7 separate regions of the Homo sapiens genome follow, and regions 1, 2, 3, 4, 5 and 6 are each linked to region 7. A link is a loop called in an ENCODE intact Hi-C map of the cell type or tissue named here. Cell type or tissue: heart right ventricle. All regions are shown on one strand. Region 1 has its middle 41 kb from the start of RCHY1. Region 2 overlaps RCHY1 (ring finger and CHY zinc finger domain containing 1). Region 3 has its middle 64 kb from the start of LINC02483. Region 4 has its middle 33 kb from the start of LINC02562. Region 5 has its middle 26 kb from the start of LINC02483. Region 6 overlaps LOC107986289 (a long non-coding RNA gene). Region 7 holds the start of PARM1 (prostate androgen-regulated mucin-like protein 1).

Region 1 (4,000 bases), 540 kb after region 7:
TAGGAAGTACAGCTTGGGAAGGATACCTCTCCTACTTACTCCAAGTTTTCTATTCTTCTCTCATATTCCTGTTTCCTGTTCCAATCCCAGATCATCTCTCTTGAGCTGTATCATTTGGGTAGGTGTTTCTCAAAGAAGACCACCCTATTTATGCCAGCCTCCAAGGTATTCATATACAGAACCTTAAAGGATAATGATACAGAAAATAAAGAGAAACTCTTCCTTTGCAGACCTTCTAAGAAAACTTGGACAAGTAAATTGAAGTTTGCTGGGCTTCAATTTGGCCAAGCAAAACCAGAGTGAGTTGGACTATATGATCTCTAATTCCCTTCCAGCTTTAGAGTCTGTAATTCTATTATTTTTAACTAAATCCACTAATCTTCACAATAAAATAACCACAAAGAAATATATCAACTTATAAAGAGGTCAAAAGAGACAGATTAATTCTGACAAATACTGCTTTGTGCCTAGGACATCAATGTGATTTTTTTTTAAGTGCACAGATTTACATTGGCTGGTATTACTTCATTCTTGAGATGACAGAGTGGAAGGCAGGCCTTGCCTGATGCCACAGCCAACTATCTCTGGAGGTCAGGTCAGTTTTAGAATCTATACCAGAAAGAGGTTATTTATCTCATGCTCCACAAGTTACCTTTGGCCCACAGGCTCTGATTACCTTCTATCCATAGGATGTCAGGGCAATACTAGGGCTGTCTCAGGGTCTTTGGAGTGAGGGATTTCTCCATTTTCTTGACTCAGCTAATTGAACAGAAAAGTCTTCCCCCTTTAGAAGTATTGGAAAGAAAGCCTCCCTCTTTCAGGGCTCCACCATTCATCCCACCCCATCAGACAAGGGAATAACTTGGCAAGATTTGGGGAAAAAGGCATTGCATATGCATGGTCTAGGCCCCTTTCTAGGATCTAGCCTTTCCCCAGGCAGCTGCAGTGCTTAAACTCACTCCTCCCTTCCCCAGGGTAGATCCTACCCTGTGGGGAGGAAGGTCTTCAGTCAGCGACTATGTGGGTATGTTCAATTTAGAGCAAGGAAGAACAAACTCAGTTTGGCCTTGGTTCCAAGCCACAATCTCTTTTCCAGCTTTATCATCAATATCTGACTCTCATATCTACTACACAATTGATTCAGAACTTGATTCAAAACTCCAGAAGAGGATTATACCCCTTTAAAACTTTAAGAGAAGGCACTGATCATATTGAGTTCAATTATCAGGCACTGTACTAAGTGCTCTAAAGTAATTCAGAATTCAACAAAGGAGATGAGTGTGTAAATAATCTAAGCAAGCAGAATGTAATAAATCCCAGTCATAGATTCAAGCAGATGCTGCTGGGATGCCAAGTAGGAGGTGGGGAGAGAGGATGGGGAACAATAGTCCAGGACAATCAGGATAGGTTTCCAAAAGAAATTTTTTGATGTTGTAACCAGGCCCTGAGAGAAGACCCAGAACCGTACCTGCGTGTCAAGATTCTGCAGGCTCAGGCAGGCTCAGCTCCTCAGTGTCCCCATACATTTGTAAAATATGAAGTCAATGGCCAAGTCCCACCTAAGCCCATTCTACTGGCAATGGTTGGAATTACAGCAGCCTCTAGACAGGCTAAACTGTTTTTTGCCATTCTTAGCTCGTTCTGAATTCTCTGACTCTAGAAAAATAGAATACGTAAGATGAGGAAAAGGACAGAGTGAAAATGGGACAGAATAGCTGGAAGGAGGTGGGTGATTACAAGAAGTTTTGACTCCAATTTGAACATATGTTGTTTGCCTTAGGAAAAATAAAAGTGCAACCAGCCTGACACTTTGATCAGAGGTTTACAAGATTAAACACTTGGCATGCCTAAAGGACAAAATCTGGTCAAGAACGATTGTATCACATATCACAGACTGGGCCTCTTTGCTAATTGACATCTACAGAAATTTAAGCTTGACTACTTATTCTAAAATACAGAATACATAAGTCACAGGTTTACACACCTCCCAAAGACTATACCTTTGCGGTACCTATGTGGCAGAACCAAGGCAAAAAGTTATCAACAGCCAATTTCTAAAAACCCCTTACTTATTGAGCCACATAACATGGATGTTAGAAATCAGTCAATGCATTCCTCTAGCACTTTCTATCAGACACATCCACTTCTCCTAGTGCAGGAACAACTTGAGGTCACTCTATGTCTCATTTTGTAATAACCCAGCTCTGTACATAATTGGTGCAAAATAAATGTTTGTTAAATGAAATAAGGGAATCAAACAACCAGATTCCAGCATGACTTAATTAATCCCTATGTGTCCTAGTTTTAGAAAGTGTGATACCATCACATTTCAATCAATATGTTCTAGATTAAACATTTCTGTATTTTTGTGCATGTGTGTACATACACTCACCCTTCTAATCACATCCTTACATATGGTGAAAACGTGGAACACATTATGCTTTATAACTCACTAGAAATTCAACAAATTCTTATTAGTATCTATAAAGCAAGGTACTACAAGAGATGAAGGCTCCATCACTGTCCTCAAAAAGTAATAGGCTCTTTTTCTCATCCCCACTCCCACTGGGTTAGTGTCCTTCCACAGCCCACCTTAGCTCTCATCACACTGTTATCTCCTATGTTTGTCCTCCACAAGCCAACTGCCAGAGGGCTTTCAGGGTCACAACTGTAGCTCCGCCCTGCAGTTTTATCCAATGGTAAGCTTTAAATAAATTGTTTTTATACATTGTTGAAATGAGGAAGGGAATGGGAAAAATTCAACCACAATAAAGGAAATGGTTAAGTCCTTTAAGACTGGTACAAAGTACTATAGAGTTTAGAAGAGAGAGAGGTTACAAAAGAATCTGGATATTAATTAACATTCATTATATAACATTCATTAACATTAACATTCCAAGCCAGTCTCCTTTCACAATCAGGGATATAGGCCTGTAATTTTCTTTTCTTATAGTGTCCTTGTCTGGCTTCGGTATCAGGGTAATGTTGGCTTCATAAAATGAGTTTGGAAGTATTTCCTGTTCAACTTTTTGGAAGAGTTTGAGGATTGTTATTAGCTCTTCTTTAAATGTTTGGTAGAATTCCACTATGAAGTCATCTGTTCCTGGCTTTTCTTTGATGGGAGACTAATTAGATTCTATGTCCTTACTTGTTGGTCTGCTCAGATTTTCTATTTCTTCCTGATTTAGTCTTGAATCAAGACTTGGTAGGTTGTATGTTTCTAGGAATTTATCCATTCCTTCTAAGTTATCCAATTTGTAGGCATAGTTAGTAGTAGTTGATAGTAAAGAAAGTAAACCCTGAGCTGGTCCATGAAGAATAGGCAGGTTTCCGGCCAGGTGCGGTGGCTCATGCCTGTAATTCCAGCACTTTGGGAGGCTGAGGTGGGTGGATCACCTGAGGTCAGGAGTTCGAGACCAGCCTGGCCAACATGGTGAAACCCTGTCAAAAATACAAAAGTTAACCTGGTGTGGTGTCAGGTGCCTGTAATCCCAGCTACTCGCGAGGCTGAGACAGGACAATCACTTGAAACCGGAAGGCAGAGGTTGCAGTGAGCCGAGATTGCACCACTGCACTCTAGCCTGTGCAATAGAGCGAAACTCTGTCTCAAAAAAAAACACACACACACACAAAGAATAGGCAGGTTTCTCACAACCTTTCCTTAAGAAAGGTTGCTCCATGAGGGAAGCATATGTGCCAAGGCAAGGTGCAAAAATTAAGAAGAGGCATGTTTAAGAAATATACATAAGGAAATAATGAAAAATAAAACTGAAAAGTTTGGAACAATATTTGTAAAAACTTAAAAATGAGGAATCTAGGCTTAGTCAGATACACAGCGGGGAAACTGTACATTATTTTGACCAAAACTGTAACACATTTAAGCTTAGGAAAAGTAATTTGGCAGGATGGATAATAAGGGAGAAAGTGAAGCTGAGTGTAGGAAGACTAGGTTGGTATGAGAACAAAAACAGATGTATAAGAACAAACAAAGGACAAAAGG
Region 2 (4,000 bases), 560 kb after region 7:
CTTTGGCATGCTACAAAGGGCCCCTGCGGTATTCAAAAGAGAAAAAAATGATTATTTGATCTGTTAAATTACATAGGAAGCACTGTCAAATAAGAAATGATATTTAACCTTTGTGTTATATTTTTATTAAGATTTATTCCAAAATTATATGAGATTCTAAAATTCTTTATGTCGGGGTATATGCTATCAGTCTTAATTATGGTTACTGTGTTATTGCAGGCCACAGAAATAACCAAATTTCCTTGTCAATCATGTCTTTAACTATAACCATTTTAAGTTGTTTCCACAGTTAACTGCTTAATTCTGATGCAGTTTCTCTGAAAACTAGACAAGCAAGCAAAATCCTACAGTACTGTGTCTTCAAGGAGGTTCATGAAAGGATGAAAAGGACCCTGACAAACTCTCTTAAATATAGACTTCTGACAACTTTAGGACTTGGACTGGATAACAATTCCTAGAACTCTAATGGAGAGACTGACTGGTTTATAAAACTGCCAACCCAAGCAGGATAAAAATTGATTGAATACCAAGAAAATACTTTGCCAGATTTTCACACTAAAGCAGCCAGTACTGAAATTGTTTAGATTTCAATCAATTCCACAATCCAAGTCAAATTACCTATAATAACCCTTCAGTTATCAGTGGTAGGCACCTAACCTGGTATTTAAGAGGACACAAATCCAATGTTAAGCATGGACTCATGGAGAACCTGGACAGCCACCTGGCCCTTCCTAAATCCTTAAAGCTTCCATTATTAAAAGTTCTGCATTCCAGCCAGGCAAGGTGGCTCATCACTCCTATAATCCCAGCACTTTGGGAGACCGAGGCGGGTGGATCACGAGGTCAGGAGTTCAAGACCAGCCTGGCCAACATGGCGAAACACCGACTCTACTAAAAATACAAAAATTAGCCAGGTGTGGTGGCGGGCACCTGTAATCCCAGCTACTTGGGAGGCTGAGGCAGGAGAATCGCTTGAACCCTGGAGGCAGAGGTTGCAGTGAGCCGAGATTGTGCCACTGCACTCCAGGCTGCACAACAAGAGCAAGACTCTGTCTAAAACAAACAAAAAAAAAAAGTCTGCATTCCATGGCTCATCATGGAAAAGATAAAATATTCCAAATTTTACATGTATATATAAAATTTATATATATTGCTAAATTGCTAAAATAATTTATGACCAATGTTTGCTTTGTCGAAACCATAATCCTGGGAAGACAATCAAAACTTCACGTACATTTCTGCTACCTGATGGGCCATTTAAGTATTTATAGAAGGATTACATTCAATTGTCATTTTGAATGCATGTTTTCTGGTTGTATAGAAGGTATCCCATGCAAGAGGGTTAACTCTATTACAGTACCTAAAAGGTTATTATAAAATGTGTTTCTCTCATGGGACATTCCTAGAGAAATCTCCAGTGACACAGGTACTTATTTCACTGGATAAGTTGTAAAATAGTTAAATAAGATACTACAGATACAATAGCATTAGGCAAAACTAACTGAATTGACTGGATTGCCTTGGTCAAAGATATTGCAGATTGATGGTAATCAGATCCCCTTGGAGTGGAAAACGTAAGTTGACCCCTTACGAAATAATCACTGGAAGGCCTGTATACCTAATAATAAATAGAATCTCATGTATCTTCCACTACCAAACTCTGATATGACTAAATGCCGCAAGGCTTTTATGCATTATGCCAAAGTGTATTTTCACCAAGTAAAGAAAATTTTGATGGTCCAATGACTAAGAACAATCAAACCCTTCACAATCTAGAATCTGGAGACTGGGTCTCTGAGAACAACATCAGAGAAAGACTGCCTTTTCCACCTACACTAAAGCTTCTGGACTTTGAACTTAGGTTCATTATCTCACATTTCAGAAGGGACCCTCCACACTCTTGGAAGTGGACACCCATGAGAGACCTTAAGACAAAGTTAACCAGGAAAGTTTCTCCCCAGAAGCAAGCAGCATTTTAGTGTGGACAGTTTTTTCCCAAGATCATGAATCAAGACTTCTCTGTAATTATGACTCTTATCTCTCAATTTGTTCCTTGCTTATGATTCTGTGAACAACAGAAGTGAAAAAGGGGTCTCCTGTGTGCACTCCATAAAAATAAGTCTAAGATGGAATAAAAAGGGTAATAAACACTAAAAACCAAAACGTAATCTCAAAAATCAGCAAATATGTTCTCCTGAAATAAAATGTAAAATAATTAAAAATAAAATGTACTTAAAAAGTCCCACCAGTGATCCAACCCTAGTCAGTTATATTACTGACTGACTCTGGCAAGTAATATGTAAACAATTCAGAATGAAGTTTTTGCCTGCCATCTAGTGTTGGGAAAAACTACATAAAGGTATTCTTAAGACTTTTTTTTTCCCGATCTGAGCTACTTAACTAAAATTTAAAAATCATTTTGTGCTTTCCATTAATCATCACATTAGCATCTGTGTCAAACCAGTATATATATATTTTTTTTTTGGCAAATTCAAGCAGGAGGGCAAAAATAAGAGTGCCAACAAGGAGTCTACAAAGTTTTAAGTATTGATTCTACTCACATCCACAGTCATGTTCTGATATTCTGATGGCATAGGAGTCTGTGCTACTTCATCATCCAGCTGTCTCCAATACCTGGTCATATCTAAAGCAGAGTGCATACATAATGGACATCTGTAGCCTCTGAAAGAGATAGAAAGGTTATTTTCCAAATATTAAACAAGAATATATTAATTCAGGTATACAAGAAGATGCAGGCTAACTGCCACATGAACCATTCAAAACAGGCATTTTCCTCCATTTCAAGATAATCTCTTAGGAACCTGGGAACTTTCACACTATAAAACTTTTAAATTAATTCCTGTATACTTATTTAAAACTAAGTCTTTTTCCTCAGTACTCTAAAATGGAGAGGAATTAGTCCATATTCTTTGTAGAATACACTTCATATATTTTTATAAACTAATTAAGCTACTCCTTATCTAAACAACCTTAATTTCTTAATACACTCATGTAAAGAGACTGTATTTGTTTAAAATTATTCAGATATTATTTCCTTTCTAAAAATTTGAAAAAAAGAATGCTCTCTCTAGCTCTTCACATTTTTGCTCATCAATATGTAGGACCAAAATACAGTCTTCTCTTTTCAATTATTTTCATCTAATTTTAATATCTTTTCCATTAATAAAGTCTTAGCTTTAATGATCACTTCACCTACTTTCTTTTAGTTTACTATACTTGGCCAATATAACAACCTAACAAATTTTTGGCAATATTTTTCAGCATTTTTACAACACTATAACTGCATCTGGCAAAAACTGCACTTCCTGGTATATATGGCCAGAAAAAAAAGAGGTAACTACCTCAAATTGTGGGAGGAGACAAGATTTAAGAGAAACATATGGCAAAAGTGTAGTTCTATATCCAAGACACTTTGTCCTGTTTTAACAATATTCATCTACCCTACCCATTTCAATATAAATATTGCCATGCCCAATATAGTATAAGTAACAATGTTTGTCCACCTCCCCACACCACACACACAAAAAAGTCAAACATCTTACAATTATTTTTAAAATCCCAAACACTCACTCTTTCAACATTTCTTCATAACACGTTCTGAAAGAAAATATAAGATTATTTTAGTAAAACAAAAACTGTCTCCACTATTTTCAAACATCATTGAGAAAAAGATGTTACTTTACCTATGTAAAAGATGTCCACATGGCAAGACATGAGCAACAACACGGGATGTGTGAATGTCCTGTAAATGAAATAAATGTTAGTGCTTGTATGAAGACAATATAAACATCCAAGTATTTTAAATTCAAGAGCTGAGACTTCCAAAGTAAAAAATATTTTAAGCCTACCTCCAAACATATTGGACAATTCTGTCGGGACACATTTTCAATACACTGTTTAAAAGAGAAATTCACATTAACAAAAGCTTAACTAGATTAAAATGTCAGGTATAAAAATATTAATAATAAAAATTAACAAA
Region 3 (4,000 bases), 360 kb after region 7:
TAAGCGTTCAAAAGATTTTCAATGCCATTTTAGCTTACAGTAATAGCAAATTATACTCACTTATACTCTATATGCACCCCACAACCCTCTGAGCTCAAAGTTATATCTGACTGAAATTTTCAAGGTGGTAAGTATACTCGGTTGTGGTAAAAGGTAACATTATTCACTGATAACATTATCCAGCTCTTTCTATAATAGTGCTATATAACAATACTTCCCCAAACTCAGCAATTTACAATTACAAGCATTTATACACATGCTTCTGGGATGGCAGGGAAGCTGCAGTTTGACTAATGTAGCCCGAGCGAGCTTGGCTGAGCAGCTCTTCCTCCTGCTTCAGGTCAGCCGGGCACTGCTCCAGACTGTGGGTTGTAGGTCTGCTCCGATGTCATATTTTAGGTCCCAGAAAAAGGGAACATATTCTTCATGTGGCAGATCACCAGAATGCAAGAGAAGCAAATCTAATCACAAAGCACATTTCAAGCATCTGCTCATCTCAAAGCTGACTTCATCCACTGGCCAAAGCAAGGCATATGGCCCATCCCCAAAATCAAGGTGATGGGGGGAGAAAGATGTATGTTATCCATTATGAAGCTATGGCAAGTAAATGGATGTGTAATTCTGTTCAAGGGAAGCTAAGCGCTCAGTTTCATACTGAGCAAAATATAGTGGCGTACAATTTGAGAACTCCTGCCAGAAAACTCCTGCCAGAGGAAAGAGAATAAGGCAAGCAGCATTGATTATCATGCTTTGACTGAATAGGTGGATACCTTTCCAACTGGTTTGCTCAAAATATCAAAATGGCTCTCTACCTACCAGAATTTAAATTTTTATGATTAGAATCTCATGTTAGTTAAACAACCAAAATTAGAGCTCCAAGAGACTCCAATAAAATTTAGAATATTTCCTTAGAGACAGAGTAATAGAATCAGGTATCCTGAACCAGGCACAACAAGGTTTGAACCCCAGCTCCTACACTGACTAGCTGCGTGATCTTAAGTTACTTAAGTCTCTAAATGCTTGGAGTTTTTTGTTTCCTAGGTTGTTTTTGGCCGTTTTATTTTATTTCATCTATGTCTATACATTGGAAATAGTACTGACCTCATGGAATGGTAGTGAGGATTAACTGAGCAAATAAGAAAAGCATCTGACCAACTATTGGTGCAATTTCTTCATTCCCTTTCAGCCCTGAGAGCAGGGCCCACTTATGAGACTGGCTGTTTAGTTTCCTAAGAGAAGAGCAGAGGGAAAAGAGATGGTGATGATACAGCCTAAATTTCTTGGCACAGTCTTCATCTCTCTAAATATGTTTGTACCTTTGACACAATGTGTCTTTATTTCTTATTTAGAAAACACTATCACTCTTAGATGGATGACCTGGCAGTTACATGTGAGAAAGAAGATGCTCATCACTCTCTGCCCTCACCCTTCTTCATTAATCACCTCTCATCTAATTCTAACACACACTTTACTTCAATGCCATTTACTCTGTAAAGTATACATTGGAATCGCATGTATTCCCTGACCCTACGCTGCTCTCAACTAGGCTGGGTGCTCCTCCCATGTGCTCTATAGATCATAGTAATTCTCCATCTTAATATTTCTCATGCCACATTGCAATTGTGCATTATGTGGATCCCCACTCTGCTCTAAGCTCTTGTCGGTCTTGTTCATTCATTTTTTGTAGGATATGACAGTGATGGGCATCTATTATTTCGGCCTGGCCAGCATCCAGCCCTTCTTCTTGTGGTATCTCCTTAGTGGCATTATTTTTTATCCCTAGATTTAGCTTTAACTAAAAGTCTACCCATGAACCCTTCCCTAAATAATTTTTTTTAAAAGATCTCCTTTTGCTTACAACAGTTTGCATTACATTTGGAACTTCCAACTGAAATGACTGACATATAGAGGTGCTGGTTCATGGCCAAAGGGGTATTGCCAGTTACCAACCAAAAATATCCAATTTAATGAGTCAATGTACGGTAAACTGTTTCTCTTCTGCCCCCAAGTGGAAGCCAAGATTGAGTGCATTAGACTGAGGGTTCAGGGCATAGGCAGGGCATTGGGCCTCTTGCTCTGAGAAGCCTGGAGCCACAGACCCAGGGTACAGGGACTTGAAGGACACCAATAAACAGGAAGTGGGGAATGCAGATACCTCTGCAAACAAGCTCCCCTGGCCTCATCGCTTGGCATGGGACTCATCATGCTCCTCCCACAGGACAAATCTCAGTCTCCTGACAACGATGGGAAAGAGGATCAAATAGCTCAACTTCAGGAAGAAGTTGTTATGTTATTTTAAGAGTGAATGGAAGTCATTAGTACCATGACATTCCCGGTGTGGGCCTAGTCACGGAGCTGCCTGTTTGCCTTTGAAGCCGGCATGATGCAGCTGCTCCTGCATGTTTGCTCTGAAAATAAGATCAGACACCTAATCCTCTCCCACAAGCCATTACATGTTAGAAATGCCTGATTCTCCCCAGGCCACCTACAATCTCATGACCTGTCGTTTTTTTGCATTTACATCAGAGGGGATTTTCTTCCCTCTGCCTTACATCTCCATAGTTTCATAAAACTCTACATAATTGTACATAATTGAGGGTTTCAAACAGCAGTGATGGATTACATGACCTATTAAGTAATTTGATAGCCTACACCTCATTTTGCATTCAAAGACATGGGGTGAGCACAGAGAAAACGGACCTTCCTGGATCCCCTGATGGCTATGTGGTTGCCAACAGCTTTCCAGTGAAACACCTGTGAGAAACTGACCTATGCACATTGATTAGTAAGATTAGACTCAGAATTTGTGACAGAAAGAAGTATTTGAACACTTGTGCTTTGCACATATATGAATACATTTCTTTGCAATTGATTTTTGTATATAGGCAGAGGGTTGAGCAAAGCAGGGATAGAATTAAGTCCCTGAAAGCAAGAGCTGCTGATTTCTGATTAGGACCATATCCAGGAGTGCCATGGGTTTCAAATTGTATTCTTTAACCTCTTTGCCCTCACATATGGGTCTGGAAGGAGTTTGCTGAGGGTTCCATGATGATTAACTGGTTACTTCTAACCACCATCAATATTTTACTTGAGGGTAATAATAATTCCTTCTTCCTTTTTTCACATTTTTTAGTAAATCAAGATTTTCAAGGGACTATATTGGATAAAGGTTTTAGCAAATTGTTATTTTTTATTTTTTATCATGAATTGAGTTGTGTAAACTTGGATAGTATTTCAAAGGGTTCTGTGGTTTTAGAAAGTTTGATGGTAGCTAACTCGAGGTATTTCTCAGTCCTATAACTTCCAGCTTCAAGGTGATCCCTATGAGCAAGACTAAATACTGCCTAAATGATGCGGCCTCTATATTCACATCATCATTGGTTTTCTTTCCATTTTTTTACTCCCTCAAATTCCTACTAAAAACAAAAAAAGACACTAAATGAAACTAAAGCTATGTCCAAAATATAAATAAACAAGTATATATTGCTCTTTTAGAAGGCAAGTCTCATAATGGCCAGTGACAGAAACCAAAGTCAAAATAGCTTAAACAAAAGCAGAATACATTGTCAAACTCAGGTGTCCAAAGGACAGGCAGCCAAGAAGTCAGGCAGAGCACAGAGCCCAGTGCTGGGAGGATTTTAGGACTATTGCCTTTCACTCTCTCTCTCTCTCTCTCTAATTTTTTTTATTATACTTTAAGTTCTAGGGTACATGTGCACAACGTGCAGGTTTGTTACATAGGTATACATGTGCCATGTTGGCTTGCTGCACCCATTACTCGTCATTTACGTTAGGTATTTCTCCTAATGCTATCCCTCCCCCTGCACCCCAGCCCATGACAGGCCCCATGGTGTGATGTTCCCCACCCTGTGTCCAAGTGTTCTCATTGTTCAATTCCCACCTATGAGTGAGAATATGTGATGTTTGGTTTTCTGTCCTTGTGATACTTTGCTCAGAATGATGGTTTCTAGCTGCATGCATGTCCCTACAAAGGACATGA
Region 4 (4,000 bases), 190 kb after region 7:
TGCTGCTATAAAGGCATGTGCACGCGTATGTTTATTGTGGCACTATTCACAATAGCAAAGAGTTAGAAGCAACCCAAATGTCCATCAATGATAGACTAGATTAAGAAAATGTGGCACATATGCACCATGGAATACTATGCAGCCATAAAAAAGGATGAGTTCATGTCCTTTGCAGGGACATGGATGAAGCTGGAAACCATGATTCTCAGCAAACCATCACAAGGACAGAAAACCAAACACCGCATGTTCTCACTCATAGGTGGGAATTGAACAATGAGATCACTTGGACACAGTGCGGGGAACATCACACACTGGGGCCTGTTGGGGTGTGGGGGACTGGGGGAGGGATAGGGTTAGGATAAATACCTAATGTAAATTATGAGTTGATGGGTGCAGCAAACCAACATTGCACATGTATACCTATCTATCAAATCTGCACGTTGTGCACATGTACCCTAGAACTTAAAGTATTATAATAATAATAATAATAAAAAGAAATGTAGACCAAAAAAACACACAGAAGAGATAGGAAAAGCAGTTTTGAATCACCAATGCCACCCCTACCCAATCCCCTGGCAGTGACAGTGTGGTGCAGAGACAATGTGAGCACTTGGAAAAGGGAGAGCACAGCAGTTTTGAAGCATTGCATTGCATTCAGTGCCTCTTCATTATAGCAGAAAGCAAAACCAGAACAAACTCAGCTGACACCCACCCATGGAGAGTGCATTTAAATCAGCCCTAGTCAAAGAGGAATCACATATCCCAGTGGTAGAAACTTGAGTTCCTGCAAGCCTCTCCTCATGGTCTAAAATGCTCTGGGGCCCTAAATAAATGTGAAAGACAGTCTAAGTCACAAGGATTGCAAATCCCACATGAGTCCTATTGATGAGCTGGGCTCAGAGCCAGTGGACTTAGTGGGGCATATAACCTACTGAGAGAGCAGCCAGGGTGGCTAAGGGAGTGCTGGCTCTACCCCTCACCCAAGCCCAGGCTGCACAGACAGCAACTCCAAAAGACACCCCTTCCTTCCACTCATGGAGAGGAGAGGGAAGGGTGGGGAGGATTTTGTCTTGCTCCTTGGATACCAGCTCAGCTACAACAAGATAGGGCACCAGTCAGAGCCATGAGGCTCCCTTTCCAGGCCCTAGCTCCCAAATGAGATTTCTAGACACATTCTGGGCCAGAAGAGAACCCATTTCCTTGAAAGGAAGGACTCAGTCCTGGCAGGATTCATCCCCTGCTAACTGAAGAGCTCTTGGGCCCTGAATAATCAGCAGTGATACACAGGTAGTATACAACGGCCCTTGGATAAGACTCTTGACACTTGTTGGCTTCAGGTGAGACTCAGCACATTCCCAGCTTTGGTGGCTACAGGAAGAGACTCCTTCTACTTGAGAAAAGTAGAGGGAAAACTAAAGGAGACTTTATTTTAAACTTTAGGTACCAGCACCGTCACAGACATAGCATTAGAGCACCAAGTGGGCTCTTAGGGTCCCTGATTCTAAACCTTGACTCTTGGATGGCATTTCTGAACCTGCCCTGGGACAGAGGAAAGCCCACTACCCTGAAGGGTGAGTCCCAGGCTAGGAAGCATTCACCACAAACTGACTGAAGAGCCCCTGGGCCGTAAGGGAACATCAGTGGTAATCTAGCAGTACTACTCATGGGCCTGTGGTGGCAGTGGCCATGAGATGAGGCTCCTCTGCCTTTGAAAAGGGGAGGAAAGGACTGCATCTTGTGGTTTAAGTGCCAGCTCAGCCACACTACATTAGAACACCAGGTGGACTTCTAAGGTCTTTGATTCTAGTCCCTGGCTCCTGGACAGCACCTCTTGACCCATCTGGGGCCTGGGGACACTTGCCACCCTGGAAAGAATGACACAGGCCTGGCTGGCTTTGCCATCTGCTGATTGTAGAGCCCCAGGGCCATGAGCGAACCTAGACTATAACCAGGGAGTGGTTACAGTATTGGATGTAACCACTCACAGGCCTTGGCTGAGACCCAGTACTGTGCTGGCTTCAGCTCTGATCCAGCACAGTCGTAGTGGTGGTAGCCACAGGGGTACTTATATCACTCCACAGCTCCAGGCAGCTCAGTAGAGAGAGAGAGAAACTCCATTCGTTTGGGAGAAAGTAAGGGGAGAGAACAAGCGTTTCGGTCTGGTAATCCAGAGAATTCTTGTGGATCTTGTCCAAGACCACCAAAGTAGTATCTATGAGTCTGCAAGAACCATAGCACTACTGAGCTTGGGGTGCCCCCTAATGCCGATGAAGCTTAAATCACAACACTCAAGTGCTTTCAAATACTTAGAAAGCCTTCCCAAGAAGGACAAGTACAAACAAGTCCAGATTGGCCAGGGTGTGGTGGCTCACGCCTGTAATCCCAGCACTTTGGGAGGTCCAGGCGGGCAGATCACAAGGTCAGGAGATCGAGACCATCTTGGCTAACACACTGAAACCCTGTCTCTACTAAAAATACAAAAAATTAGCCTGGCGTGGTGGAGGGTACCTGTAGTCTCAGCTACTACTTGCGAGGCTGAGGCAGCAGAATGGCGTGAACCTGGGAGGCGGAGCTTGCAGTGAGCCAGGATCACGCCACTGCACTCCAGCCTGGGTGACAGAGCAAGACTCCGTCTCAAAAAAAGAAAAAACAAGTCCAGATTGCACTGACTGCAATGAATACATAACTCTTCAATGCCAAGACACAGATGCACATCCACAAGTATCAAGACCATCCAGGAAAACATGACCTCACCAAATGAACTAAATAAGGCACCAGGGACAAATCCTGGAGAAACAGAGATAAGTGACCTTTGAGACAGAGAATTCAAAATAGCGATGCCGAGGAAACTCAAAGAAATTCAAAATAACACAGAGAAGGAATTCAGAATTCATATTGGAAAAATTTAACGAAGAGATTGAAATAATTTAAAGGAATAAAGCAGAAATTCTGGAGCTGAAAAATGCATTGACACACTGAAGAATACATCAGAGTCCTTTAATGGCAGAATGGATGAAGCAGAGGAAAGAATTAGTGAGCTCAAAGACAGGCTATTGAAAAATACACAGTCAGAGAAGACAAAACCTTTCCAACAGGAAATGCTACAGGGAGTACTTCAATCAGAAAAAAAAAAAAGGATATTCATGAGCTATAACAAATCATCTGAAAGTACAAAACTCACGTTGTAATAGTAAGTACACAGAAAAACACAGAATATTATAATACTGTAACTGGTGTGTAAAATACTTTTATCTCTAATAAAAAGGCTACATGATGAACTTCAATAAAAAATAACAACTATGGTATGGAAAGTACCATGAAATACAAATAGAAATAACAATAAGTTAAAAAGTGAGGGGACAAAGTTAAAATGTACAGTTTTTATTAGTTTTGTTTTTGCTTGTTTGTTTATGGAAAGAGTGCTAATTTGTTATCAGCTTAAAATAATGAGTTATAAGACAGTATTTGCAAGCCTCAGGGCAACCTCAAGTCAAAAAACATGTAAGAGATTCAAACAATCAAAAGCCAAAAACTAAATCATACCACCAGAGAAAATAACCTTCACTAAAAGGAAGAAAGGAAGGAAGGAAAAAAGAGAAGACCACAAAATGATCAGAAAAAAAATAACAAAATGTCAGGATTTAAATGGACTAAACTCTCCAATCCAAAGACATAAAGTGGCAGAATGGGTTTTAAAAAAAATAAAATAAAAAAACCAATGACCTGTTCCCTATGAGAAACACTCTTCATCTAAAAAGACACACATAGACTGAAACTAAAGGAATAGTAAAAGATATTCCATGCCAATGGAAACAAACAAACAAAAAAGGAGTTACTATACTTATATGAGAAAAAACAGATTTCAAGACAAAAATCTATAAGAAGAAACAAAGAAGGTCACTATATAATGATAAAGGGGTTAATTTAGTAAGAGGATATAACAATTTGAAATATATATGGACCCAATCCTGGAGCACCCATGTATATAAAGCAAATATTA
Region 5 (4,000 bases), 400 kb after region 7:
CTAACAAAATATGTAGACTAAAGCTCAGGGAATGGGGCCCGATGTTGCAGCATGCACCTGCAGCCCCAGCCACTTGGGAGGTTGAGGTAGGAGAATAGCTTGAGCCCAGGAGTTTGAGTTCAGCCTGGGCAACATAGCAAGACCCCCATCTCCAAAAAACAAAAAAAACTCAGGGAATGGGCACACAGTATTAGTCATTCCCTTGAGAAGAAATATGCATGCCCAAAAATAAAGCAGTCCAGAACGTATTCAATTTGAAATCAGAAGTCCTGAGCTTTCATCCTGGTCTTAGTTTGAGGTGGGCTGAGCCTTAGCTTCACCCACCTGCAAAAATGGAGTGAACAGCGGAGCATTCTTTAGAGCAGGTGGTATCACAAGTACTTGAGGAACACAGTTAAGATGCAGCACTTGATAAAAGGAAGATCTAATTAACAGTTACAGAAAGTTGTAATTGATCTTAGGTGGCCAACTGTCTAAGTTTGGGCTTTCCCAAGGCACAGCCTGAGAGTTGGACTTGAGTACAGGTGGCTTATTGGGAGCTGATCCCAGGAAGCAGGAATGAGGGACTGGGAGAGTCATAAAGGAGGGCGCACCAATGCCAAGGGTCATCATCAAGCACACTGTGGTGTACACAGGGGCTCAATTCCACTGCAATTCCTGAGAAGGGTACAGAATGCCTCCCAAAATAGGCCACCTGAAAGACAGTGGAGCATCTATCCACCAGTTCCAATCCCTATTGGCTAAAGTTTGGCCCCGGGGCACTAACTCTCTTGCATTGCTTCAGTAAGCTCCTCCTGCAGCTGAAGAAGGATCTGGGGCAGAATGAAAGAAAACACAAGTTGAGAGCTTGAGGTGGGATTCCAGCAGCCTACAGTGAGTATGAGCTCACATAGAGTTGCCTACCAGAGCTGAGGCTAAAATCACTGGTGGTCTTGGGCATTGATGTGGGCACCACAGCATTTCCTACACCAAGCTAAGATTCACTCGCAGTGTTCCCATACTTATTCCATCCTCAGAAATAATCAACAGAACCTGGCCATCATTTTCCTTATTATCAACTATTCTGCCTTGGATGATTTCTCCTTGAAAAGTCATATCCCTTTGCTCTCAGGCCTTTGCATACATTGCTGCTAATTTTTGGAACACTTTCCCTGCCCACTCTTCCCCATCCTGTGTACACTTTGCTATCTGGTCTCAGCTTAAAAATTATTTGCCTCAGGAAGCTTTCCCTGATCCCAGGGTATGGCATTTGCCCAAGCTGTGCGTACCCAATGAACATGGTAAAGCTTGTTTGTGCTATTTACCTCATTTTATACTGCCATTGTTTATAATATCTGCTCCTCTAAGCATATAGGCATACAAGCATTCAGTGTATCACTTCGGTGAGCTCAGGAAACTTGCTCTTTTGTTAAAAGAAATATTTGCAAAACCTAATGTAGTGCCTGGCACAAAAGCTAATCTGTTTTGTTGTTGTTGTTGTTCAATGGACTGATGAGTGGATGGGTCAGTGAATAAATGAATTGATGAGAAAGGAAAAAACATCAATTGTCACTTAAATCTGTCTGAAAGTCTGCTTTGCTCAGGAGGTCCTGGTCCCTTCTTCCTGCTGCATTGTCTTCAGAGTGATTATTCTGGAGCTTTATTTCCAGGACCTCCTGCCTGCTGGGCCTTTCTGGGAAGAAAAAAGTACAAGTCAGTTGCTGCAGAGTTGTCCTTGGAATTTCTCTATCTCCACATTTCTGCCCTACACCCAGCTGACTGTGCCCTAGGGGTCATCTTCTTGGTTTGTTTTGTGGGTAGGACACACAGGAATAAGCAGTACTGTTAGTTTTAGTCCTGGCCTTTCAAACCCAGTTTTTTTTTCTTAAGCAGAGATGCTCTCTTCGCTGTCAAACTGCCTGTGTCCTCCTCACCTCTCACTCTTTTTGACTTTGTCACTCTCAAAGGATGCAAGCCTTGTACAAGAGCAGAGAAGAGAGGAGGGCAATGGAAACCCTCCTCCAGCAAGCTGCGTTCTTTCCACCACAAAGAGCCAAGGAAAATGTTCCTCTGGGGTGCAATCAGGGCCAGGGCTCCTCTGACTCAACCCCCAGATGACCTAATAAATAGCAAGAAGAGGACAGAACATTCTAGGAGTCAGAAAGTCTCCCCATAAATGCCAGAGGAAGTGCAGAACAGTATCACAAGAGACCACAAGGGATCATAGAGCTGCCCGAATTGGCATAAGGCCACAAGTGCCCTCATAAATGACCAGAATATTACAGTAGGGGATCCCACAGCAGGCTCGGAAGGCCAGCAAGTCTGTATGAGGGACACGGGCACAGGGAAGAGGTCCTGAGTTCAGGTGCATCGCTGATGCCTGGGATGACAATCTCAGTCCAAATCCTGGAGTGACAGAGATGTGGCCAGGATCCAGTTGCTACCTACAGTTCTTCATTCAGGCCACGCTACTTCTTGCCTCCTCAGTGCCTGCTGTCTTTTCCGCCTGTAAGGTGCTCTTCCCTACTCCCTACCCTACTATTCTCGTATTGCTACCTGAGTTTGGCTAAGTTTGCTTATCCTTGTTCCCTGATCTCCCTCTCCCTGCATTGTCCCACAGTGTCTGCCTCCCCTGCTACCCTGTGAGGACCCAGAGGAGAGAGCCATCTTATTCGTGTGTGTATCTAAAGGGCCTTAGATGATGCCCTGCCTAGAGTAGGTCCCTCAATCAAACTGAATAAATGAATGAATGAATGAGTTTACAAATTATTTGAGACCAGATCTTCAAGAGAAGGCAAAAGCTATTTATCAGAACAGACACAAAACCAGAGTGAGACCATCAATGAATATAATATGAGACAGAGTCCTAAAGTCCCAGACAATTTCTCCTTAAAACCCCTCTACCAGAAGTCAAGATTAGTGTACGTTTTTGAGATGAAACTGAGTTTATAGATAAAAGTTTCACAGCCTCAACTCTGCTTGGCAGAGACTAAAGTCAGGCAGACTGACAGTATTTGCGGTGGACTGATTCTTTGATTCCCCTGACTTGGCAAGAGTTAGGACAATTTGGAAGTGACAGATGGGTAGGAGGAAATAAAGTGGTACTTGTTTTTAAGGGTAAAACCAGTACAAATATAATTGACCTGCTGAAATCTCTCCAGCCTAATTTTTTTCCTCCACACTCAATGTGCTCCAGCCTCCTCAGCCTTCTCTCAGTTTGTTGAATATACCTAGCTCTTCACTGCCTCAGGGCCCTTGGACATGCTATTTTCTCTGCCTCACATTTATGTCTACCTACATTTTAAAATATAAACTCCTTCTTTTCTACAAGTTTTAGCTTAAGTGATAATCTTCAGTGAAGCTCTTCATAGCCACTCTATTAAAAGCATTTGTCACCCATCACAGCCCATTAAATCTCAACCTCTTCTCTTTTTTGCACTTATCATGGTTATACAATCTTTAATTACTTCATTTATTTATCTACTTATTAGTGGTCATGAAGGGGATAGTCCCCCATACTGGGACATAATTTCATAACAACAGTGACCTAGGCTAGCTTGTTCATTATTTTATCTTCAGCACTTAACATATCACTAGGAACCCAGTCAGAGGTCATTGTTATCAGTCCTGTTGTTGTTGCTGTCACTATTATTTTCAAAAGAATTTCTGCAGCATTTATAAAACTGAACTGATTTATCAAATCATGTACTCAGGCTTGAGTTTCTTCATTTTCTACATATTTTGTGTATCTTGTTTCAGAAGCATTTGCTAATGCTTGCGGGACCATCTCAGCATTCAGCAATACATATTAAAGAATGGCATGTAGGTCTGAGTCTACCTTGTGAATAAATCCCTCCTAATAAAAGAAAATGAGATTTCATGATTAAGGGGTTTAGAAATAATCAAGAGAGGGTTAAAAATAAAACTAGCGGAGGCCGAGTAGACCAAAGAATAGCTACTGGCATGCCTTCCAAAATAATGTCCCAGATTATGATTTCACATGAAAAAAATAAAATAATTG
Region 6 (4,000 bases), 120 kb after region 7:
TGGAAAGGAGCCAAGTTCATCAAGCAGCTCTACTCAAGGGAACACAACCTGAGGCCTTTACCTGTCCCCTTCTAAGGGTTTCCAGTGTAACCTACCTGCTGGCTTCTCCTCCAAAGGGTGGAGAGGCTGGATTTCATGTCTGTCTCCTATAGGCCAGTTTCATTGCTTCATCTATGAGAGTTCAGGTAAATCCCTGAGCAAGAATTTGGGGCACTGACCATCTGAGCAATCCCAGGGGGCTGGCAGGTGGCTTTTCAGTAAAGAAAGGCACAAACATTCTTTCCTAGCCTCCTTGATCTCCTAGAAACTTAGGCAGCTGGTCCTTGAAAAGTAACAGACTCTCAATCTAACCATAGCCAAAACCATGAGCAAAGAAAAACTGGTAGACTGAAAATTCTGACAACTTTATATCCTTTTTCCTTTGGTTTCTCCTATAGAGAAGCATAGGCTTGAGACACTGGATGTAAGAAGACAGGTGGCAGTGGGAAATCCAGGCTGCTACCTGATTACAGGCCAATGGGAGTTGAAACCAACAAGGATGTGTTTGTTCACAGAGAGTCTCAATGTTTGCTCTCCTAAAAGCCCCATAGATTTCTCTAAGGAATGGCCTCTGATGGAAATTACAGTGTTGGAAGCAAAACATTCATTCACTCATCCCTTCAATCATTTAACAAACAGTATTCTTTTACACATTCCAGATACTTTCTTAGAAATTGCATATGATATTTAGGTGAAACAATAAAACAAGACATGACCTCTCAAAAACTCATCTTCAAAATGCTTTGAATCTGTTAATGAAACAGTCCAATCTAAGATTCTGTAGTGTATAATGGGCACCTTGGTAGAGCAATGTGCGGGGTACACCAGGAGCAAGAAGAGGATAAGGCCAAAGGATGTGAGAGCGTCCTGATAAGTGTTTCCTCTCTTCCTTATTTCCAGATGTCTCTCTGATTCTCGTGCCCCACCATCTGCCTGACTGACTTCCTGGGCCTGAACTTGTTCTCTGGGCTCTCCCTGTGAAGATCTATCCTTTGCCATCAGTCCCAGATTTCATCTGGGAATTTGATTTGTTCCTCCTAACTGACATGTTTGAACCAGGGGTATTGGCCTTTTCTAATCCTGGTCACACCCAGATCAACCCCTCTTCGAGTATCTGCCATGCCCAGCAATGCCACAACTGGAACTTGATATATAGTGTGTCTTTAACTGTGGAAAAAGAGAGAAAGTAGTCATCTTTCTTTATCTTGCCACACTGTCCTATGGTAATAATTCCCTAATGATATCCAAAGAGCTAAAGTGGTTTTCTTGACTATGTTCTCTGATGAAAGGTTGGAGAGGAGAAGAGAAATGACATTTGTTGAATACCTGTTACGTGCCTACACATGAGGAATTAAGATCTTTTCAGAGAGCAGAAAACTGAGGCTTAGAAAGGTTAAGTGACATTCCCATGGTTACACAGCTAGTAAGAGTCAGAGACTGAATTTTAACCCTGGACCTTCTTACTCCAAAATCCATGTTCTACCTAGGATGGAAATGCTTCTCAAACTCTAATGCGCATGCAAATTACTGGAGATCTTGTTAAAATGCAGATTCTAATTCATAGTTCTGAGGTGGAGTCTGAGACTTGCATTTGTAATAACCTCCCAGGTGGTGCTAATGCTGGGATACTGCCCCCAATTTTGAGAAGGGAGATAATACGTAAGACACACCTTCTACACATAAGCCTGGTAAATCCAAAAGGCCCCACAGGATGCAGTTCTCAATAGGGGTGATAACACCACATCTTCCCCCAGGGCAACAAAGTGTGGCAGCATCTCTTAGTTGTGTTTTTTAGTTGTTACTATGACTGGTGTAGTTACTGGCATTTAGTATCTGGGAGTCAAGGATGCTGCAAATGCTACAGAGAAAGAAATAGTCTAGGTTGATTTGTTCAGGACAGTCCTGCACAACCCGGAATTGTACCACCTACAATTTTTACAGCATCCCCATTAAGAAACCCAGAACAGTAACGTGGGGAGGTGCGCACCACTGTCAGCCACGAGCCCTTTGGCTGCCTTATTTCCATGACTTTTTCTCAGTCATTAGAAACTCAGGTCTGCCCTCCAGCTGTTCTGTTCCAAACTGTCATCATTGACAGCTGCTCTGCAGGATATCACTGCACACACATGAGTGCATGTTGATGTCTTGCTAACTGAAACTCCTAAGTGTCAACAGAAAAGATGATCCAAGGTGGGCCTAATCAGAGAGAGGTGTGTTCATATATTTCTGTGTGCCTTCCAAGAGTACAGGGATGCCACTATTACTTAAAAGTGGACATTTTAGTAAACCATGTAGGCCAGCTGAAAAATTTATATCATTTTGCATTCCATGAGAATTTCAAAGGGTATTTATTGAAAAGATAGGCAAAGTGCTCACATCTACTAAGCTTCTTCTCTATGTCAGGAACTGGGCAGGTTCTTTACAAATGTTATTGCTTTAGATACATAGCATAGTGTAGTCATCATAGACTTAGACTACGGTGGAGCTACTGTGTCGGGGTTTGAATCTCGGCTGAGCTAATTACCAGTTGTGTGACCCTGAAAAAAATTGTTTAACCTCTTGTTTCCTCAGTTTCTTCATCTGTAAAATGGGGATCAGAATGGCATCTGCCTTATTAGGCTGTTATGAAAGTTAAATGAATCAATGCCAACAGCATGCTTAGAATAGTACCTGGCACAGAGCAAATTTACAAATGTTGTTTCATTAGATCCACAGCATAATAAAATATTTCATTTAGAAATAATAAAGCATATTATTGCCAAATAAAATAGCCATGTAAGATAAATGATTTTCCTCATTTTACAGATGAGGAAACTGAGACATTCAAGTTGAACACAGCCACAGTGTAGTAGAATCTGATTAATCATAATGATAAAAGCTAATATTCACTGAGCACTTATTATGTGCCAGATACTATTCTAAGTGTTTTACCAAGATCAACTCAATCCTCACAATTACCCTAAAAGATAGGTATTTTATCCCCATTTTATTAATGACGGCACTGGCCTGTCTGGAGCAGCCCCTTGTGGGGATGCTAACTGCAGCCTGGGAGGCATGGCCGGGGCTGCGCTAGGAGGAGCTGGCAAGGCTGGGAACAGGCGGGGGCCCCACCCTTTATCCAGCTGGTGGGACAGGAGACCCGCATTCCCGGGCGCCGCCCAGCCATGGTTCTGGACCGAGGCATCACTGCGCTTTCCGGGGTCCAGGAAGTTCCCTCCCCCAACAGGCTTGAAAGTGCCTGCTCCCTCTCCTGGTGCCCATTCCGGGCTGGCGCAAAGTTGCGGCCAAGCCCAGGCAGGCACTGCTGCAACCTGGCTGGGTGTGCACGTGCTCAGGGCAGCACTGACACACTAGCCCCTGCCACCTCAGGCCCCTCTGGACTTTGGGCACCAACCAGCATGGGAGGGAGGATGAAGGAGTGCTGAGGGCTGCTTGGGGCGTGCCAGCACCCTTTGGCAGGAACAGCCTGGGCACCATGGATGGCCTATTGATGGCAGGAGGCAGACAGTTTCCTGGGCTGAAAAGGGTGGGTCCCTGGTGAAACCCCATCTTCAAGCCAGGGATGACCTGAGGCCTGGGGGCCGGACAGTTCCGGGTGAAGTCCCTGGCCAGGAGTGAGAATTTATGATACTTTTTCCAGGCCCACCCATGGTCGTCCATGAACCAATCAGCAAGCACTGCCTCCCTTCTGAGCGTATAAAAACCCTGGACTCAGCCAGCATCCAACAGATATCGGGACAACCTGCCTGCGGAAAGGAGCTACCCGCTCTACTGAGAGCTGGACACTCAATGGGACGACCTGCCTGTGGAAAGGAGTTACTCACTGTGGGTCTCCTGAGAGCTGTTCTGCCTCTCAATGAAGCTCCTCTCTGCTTTGTTCACCCTCCAGTTGTCTACATACCTCTTTCTTCCTGGACGCAGGACAAGAACTCAGGACCTGCCAAATGGCAGGACTGAAAGA
Region 7 (4,000 bases):
AGGCCTAAGAGGGCATCTTGGACGTCAAGTGCCCCATTTGACCTTGCACTTAGGGTTTTACATGCTGGTCTACTTCTGGCGTCTTGCATTGCTTTAATGCCCCCAGAAGGTCATATACCAGTTAAACTCCACCATTTTGCATCTTAATGCACATGCTTGAGTTCAGTCACCCACCTCCTGAGATCTTATTGGAAGCTGCTGATTACCAGTTTCATGTGTTCCCTATTTATGGGGAGATGGTCAGTCCCTCGTGCCAGCTGTAACCAATTATTATTTTAGAGAGACAGTTAATAACTGCCTGGCCATCACATGATGGTTACCTGACTTTCCTGGTGGGGTGTGGGGGGAGCCCTCTGCTGCCCCACTCATGCCTATCTAGCTACCTACTGTAACAAAAGCAGGTTTCGATATGGCGGTACAACACTGATCCTGAGGACAGCTACTCTGAGGAGTAACCTGGATCCATAGCAGACTTTGATGAGCAAAAAATAAACCATTATCGCTTAAGCTTGGGAGACTTTGGGCTGGTTTGTTACAGCAGCATAACCTACACTACCCTGGCTATTACAACCATTGTATTTCCATTGCCTAGCATAAGGGCTGGCGTAAAATAAGTGATTAAATATGCTCTGACTAAATTAATTAATAAATTAAAATTTTTAATCAGCAATTAAAATGAACTATTTTAATCAAAGAAATTATTTCAACTCTATCCTGCGTACAATAGAAAAGTTTTGGAAATTTTCACTGATTAGTGTGTAGGGGTCATGATTCTTTGAGTACCAAACCATTATCTTAGATATCAAGGTTAGAGTTGCACATGCTTCGCACTCCAGAAAGACTCCTTCAAGTTTTGCTGAATTTCAATTGAATAAATTTTTTCTGTGAAGTGGTCTTCAAAAACCTATATTTCTGCCATAGAGTCACTTACTTAACCTGCCCTATTTAAAGGGGCTAATGCCTGATAGAATGTCGCTGCATAACTCCATCTGTGTGTGGTCCCTGCATCCATGACAACCAAAACCCAGATGCAGAAATTGTTCCTAATCACATAGATTACCCTAGAAACCGGAAGGGCCTTGAAGTCAAAAGCATTCAGAGAACATGCTGAACAAATTGAATTTGCAGTTTATCTGGCCAGGGAGGATGGAGAGGGGATGGGCACTTGGTCTGAGTATTTTTTGTTTCTCATTCCAACAGAAATTACTAGATTTACCAAAACAAAGAGAAAAAAATATGATCCAAATTTAATCTGGTTGTGGAAGTGTGAGCAAAATCTACAAGTGGTAGTGTGATAGAGTCAGGCAGAGGAATTGACCATAGATAAGGTGCTCAGGACTCCTAGAGTCAGCTTCTGGTATGTGAGAAAGAAGTGAGAACAGAGCCCATGGCATATGAAGAAGATATTACAGAAAAAAGAAAGCTGCCTTCCACGCAAATCATTTCTTTACAAAGGCTTGTTAACTCCTGCAGTGCCCCAGCTCTAGTGACTAGGGGACCAATAGGTTCATTAATAACAGAATTGGGAGAGAACCTGGCATCTGCTTTGATCGAAGTGTGAGAATTAAGCAAGCCTAAAGTGTAGCAAGAGCAGGGAGGGAACTGAATGAAAGGTCAGTTCTAATCTGTAGGCTTTGGAGAAGCTTTGGGCTCTTGAGAGGGAGTAGAGTACAGAGGCTGAGCGGGGTGCCTGGGCAGGCATCTTATCATTACTTGCGAGTTGTGTGAACTCGGGCAAGTTAAACTTCTCTGTGCTTCTACTTTCTCCCCTGAAAACGAGGATATAATCTCCAAGGATTGTTGTGAGAACTAAATGACTTGGTTGATTCCTGAACAGCACGTTGTCCAGTGCCTAGCACATAGCAATCACTCAGGAAACGTCAGCCTTTATTATGGGCCTAGTGCACAAACTATTCTTACCAGTTATGCGACCTTGAGAACATTGTCTTCTCTGTGCCTTCATTTTCTCACCTGTAAAATGGAATAATAATAATTCTTAGAAGGATTCATGAAACAACGCCTAGTAGGGTGTCTGGCTTAGTTATCCCCCCGACAGTATTTTCTTCTAGTAAGAAGCTGAATGCAGCGGCAGACATCCTGGTTCGGGCCCCAGGAAGCTCAGCCGGGTTTAATGTGGATGAGGGTTTAATGATGTACACGCAGAAGTGTTTTGACAAATGAAGAAGGTCCTCATTCTTGGAACATGTGCCGGTTCTCCGAGGGAACTCCTAAAATGGCATAAGGTCACCTTTTTAAAGGCTGTAAGCTCATGTAGGAAAAGCTGAGCTAGATTCCTAAGGGCAGAGATGTGCTCACATTTCTTTGCATCCCTAGTTCCCAGCACAGTGCAAGGCGCTGCAAACATTTGCTGAACCCAGGGTCTCGTGTCTTGACTGTCCAGCAGAGGCCGCTCTGGGCCGGGGCTCTCGGGACCTGAGGGCTGAGAGAAGGAAGGCCAGGGGGTGGCCCAGTCATCGCCGCGGGGCCCGGGTGGGAGGGGTTTGGCAGCGGCAGGCGCGGCGGCGGCGGCGGAGGCGGAGGCGGCCCCGGGCTCGGGCGGCTGGGATGGAGCAGAAGAGCGCGGAGCACCGGAGGGCACGCAGCTGACGGAGCTGCGCTGCGTTCGCCTCGTTTGCCTCGCGCCCTCCACTGGAGCTGTTCGCGCCTCCCGGCTCCCACCGCAGCCCACCCGGCAGAGGAGTCGCTACCAGCGCCCAGTGCGCTCTGTCAGTCCGCAAACTCCTTGCCGCCCGCCCCGGGCTGGGCACCAAATACCAGGCTACCATGGTCTACAAGACTCTCTTCGCTCTTTGCATCTTAACTGCAGGTAATTGGCGCCATCCTCCCGGAAGGGCAGGTCGCGGGGTGGGCCCCAGTAGCTAGCGCGTGGTCGGGGCTGAAGCTAGGAGATCCGGCAGTGAGTCGCCGCGCGCCTCCGGGTGAGTGCGCAGGTGTGTGCGCACTTAGATTTGGGGTGACGTGCACCTTTGGCGGTCCCGAACCGTACTGAGGGAGGGGACGATGGGGTCCTTCCTGCCGCAGCCCGCGCCCGCACAAACTCCAGCTTTGTAGAACAGGTGGCTGTCTTAGCTGCGTGTTCGAACCCAGAGTGGGCAACACGGACTGCGCCTCAAGGCTTCTCTTTCTTCACCAGGGTTTCGGAGCGCACTCTGCCAAAGTACGGGACCAGACTTCTTGTTGCCGTTGGGCCCTGGAAGGGATGAAAAAGCCGGGGAAGTGGGGGTGGGAGGTTCGCATCTGGGAAGGCTTCAGCAGCGGCTGCGCGCCTGGCGGGGCTGGTTTGCTTTCTCGAGTCTTGGCGGTCTCTGATCTCCGGCGTCCCTTCCTAGTTATGCTTAGGATGATGTGGCACTAACAGCAGCGGCCCGGCCTTGGTCAGGCTCGCAATCGTCACTGGGGGTAGCAAGGCTACCTTCTGCCCCAGAACTCCCCAAAAACGTATCCCATAGAAGAAACTATTAACTTGGCTAAACTAGCATCCTCTCCCCTCCCCCTGCACCACCTCTGAAAGGCTTCGTAGGAGCCACTCTCGGGTTTCGGGACCACAGACGGCGACGACCTCTGGCAGCGGGGATGGGGAAGAGGGGAGCCAGATGACTGAGCTCGGCTTGGCGGGGACCGGGGAGAGATTCAGAAAGACGCTTTGAATCTAGAGTTCAGGTACCTATTTTTTCCAGAAAACGTCTCCCGAAAAGGGACAACTGGCTGTGGATATGGTGCTGCTGGGAAAAGTAGCCCGACTGCGCGGCCACTGGCATTTTCAGTTTAAATGTGACCCAAAGTCACATAGCGCAAACCGATTCTACTCGTGCTTTAGTCTGTATATCCTCCCTCTGAGTTCGTCGGGTTCCTACAGTTGTGGACACGAGTCGTCGCAATCCCTTGAAAAGAAGCTAGCGGTTTTCAGGCAGCTCACAGTGGGTAATGCAGTTATAAGGAAAAGTTTCCCAACTTGAAACTATAGCGTATTTTCTCTACT

The links. A loop is a pair of places that touch in the nucleus more often than their neighbours do. Peaks named below come from ENCODE experiments on the same cell type or tissue, not always from the same donor. Only the 100,000 strongest peaks of a DNase experiment are listed, where the experiment ranks them.
Region 1: it touches region 7 in a loop (5-fold over the local background); 35 of 110 quality-filtered maps call a loop at or near these places.
Region 2: a loop joins it to region 7, with 3 times the contacts of the local background. A loop is called at or near these places in 40 of 110 quality-filtered maps.
Region 3: a loop joins it to region 7, with 4 times the contacts of the local background. A loop is called at or near these places in 34 of 110 quality-filtered maps.
Region 4: it touches region 7 in a loop (23-fold over the local background); 35 of 110 quality-filtered maps call a loop at or near these places.
Region 5: it touches region 7 in a loop (3-fold over the local background); 2 of 110 quality-filtered maps call a loop at or near these places.
Region 6: a loop joins it to region 7, with 11 times the contacts of the local background. A loop is called at or near these places in 19 of 110 quality-filtered maps.

The regions. Positions count from the first base shown.
Region 1 is chr4:75,470,970-75,474,969 of GRCh38, forward strand. No RefSeq gene overlaps it. Among named protein-coding and RNA genes, the nearest start is that of RCHY1, 41 kb to the right of the region's middle. In heart right ventricle, no CTCF peak of the experiment used is centred here; no DNase peak of the experiment used is centred here.
Region 2 is chr4:75,488,020-75,492,019 of GRCh38, forward strand. RCHY1 (ring finger and CHY zinc finger domain containing 1) reads right to left here. Exons shown (of 9, transcript NM_015436.4): 5 at 3,870-3,914; 6 at 3,705-3,763; 7 at 3,592-3,618; 8 at 2,562-2,682. Among named protein-coding and RNA genes, the nearest start is that of RCHY1, 24 kb to the right of the region's middle. In heart right ventricle, a CTCF peak has its summit at 2,348 (motif pointing left); no DNase peak of the experiment used is centred here.
Region 3 is chr4:75,287,988-75,291,987 of GRCh38, forward strand. No RefSeq gene overlaps it. Among named protein-coding and RNA genes, the nearest start is that of LINC02483, 64 kb to the right of the region's middle. In heart right ventricle, a CTCF peak has its summit at 2,012 (motif pointing left); no DNase peak of the experiment used is centred here.
Region 4 is chr4:75,115,955-75,119,954 of GRCh38, forward strand. No RefSeq gene overlaps it. Among named protein-coding and RNA genes, the nearest start is that of LINC02562, 33 kb to the left of the region's middle. RefSeq lists a silencer at 2,065-2,359. In heart right ventricle, a CTCF peak has its summit at 2,276 (motif pointing left); a DNase peak (open chromatin) is centred at 2,257.
Region 5 is chr4:75,326,201-75,330,200 of GRCh38, forward strand. No RefSeq gene overlaps it. Among named protein-coding and RNA genes, the nearest start is that of LINC02483, 26 kb to the right of the region's middle. RefSeq lists an enhancer at 3,275-3,776. In heart right ventricle, no CTCF peak of the experiment used is centred here; a DNase peak (open chromatin) is centred at 2,111.
Region 6 is chr4:75,054,353-75,058,352 of GRCh38, forward strand. All of the region lies in intron 1 of LOC107986289 (a long non-coding RNA gene), which reads right to left. Among named protein-coding and RNA genes, the nearest start is that of LINC02562, 28 kb to the right of the region's middle. In heart right ventricle, a CTCF peak has its summit at 2,106; no DNase peak of the experiment used is centred here.
Region 7 is chr4:74,930,544-74,934,543 of GRCh38, forward strand. PARM1 (prostate androgen-regulated mucin-like protein 1) reads left to right here and starts at 2,573. Exons shown (of 4, transcript NM_015393.4): 1 at 2,573-2,827. The coding sequence starts at 2,785. RefSeq lists silencers at 2,407-2,716, 3,297-3,346 and an enhancer at 3,457-3,506. In heart right ventricle, CTCF peaks have their summits at 2,402 (motif pointing right) and 2,601; DNase peaks (open chromatin) are centred at 2,468, 3,284 and 3,678; H3K4me3 peaks cover 1,864 bases; H3K27ac peaks cover 1,439 bases.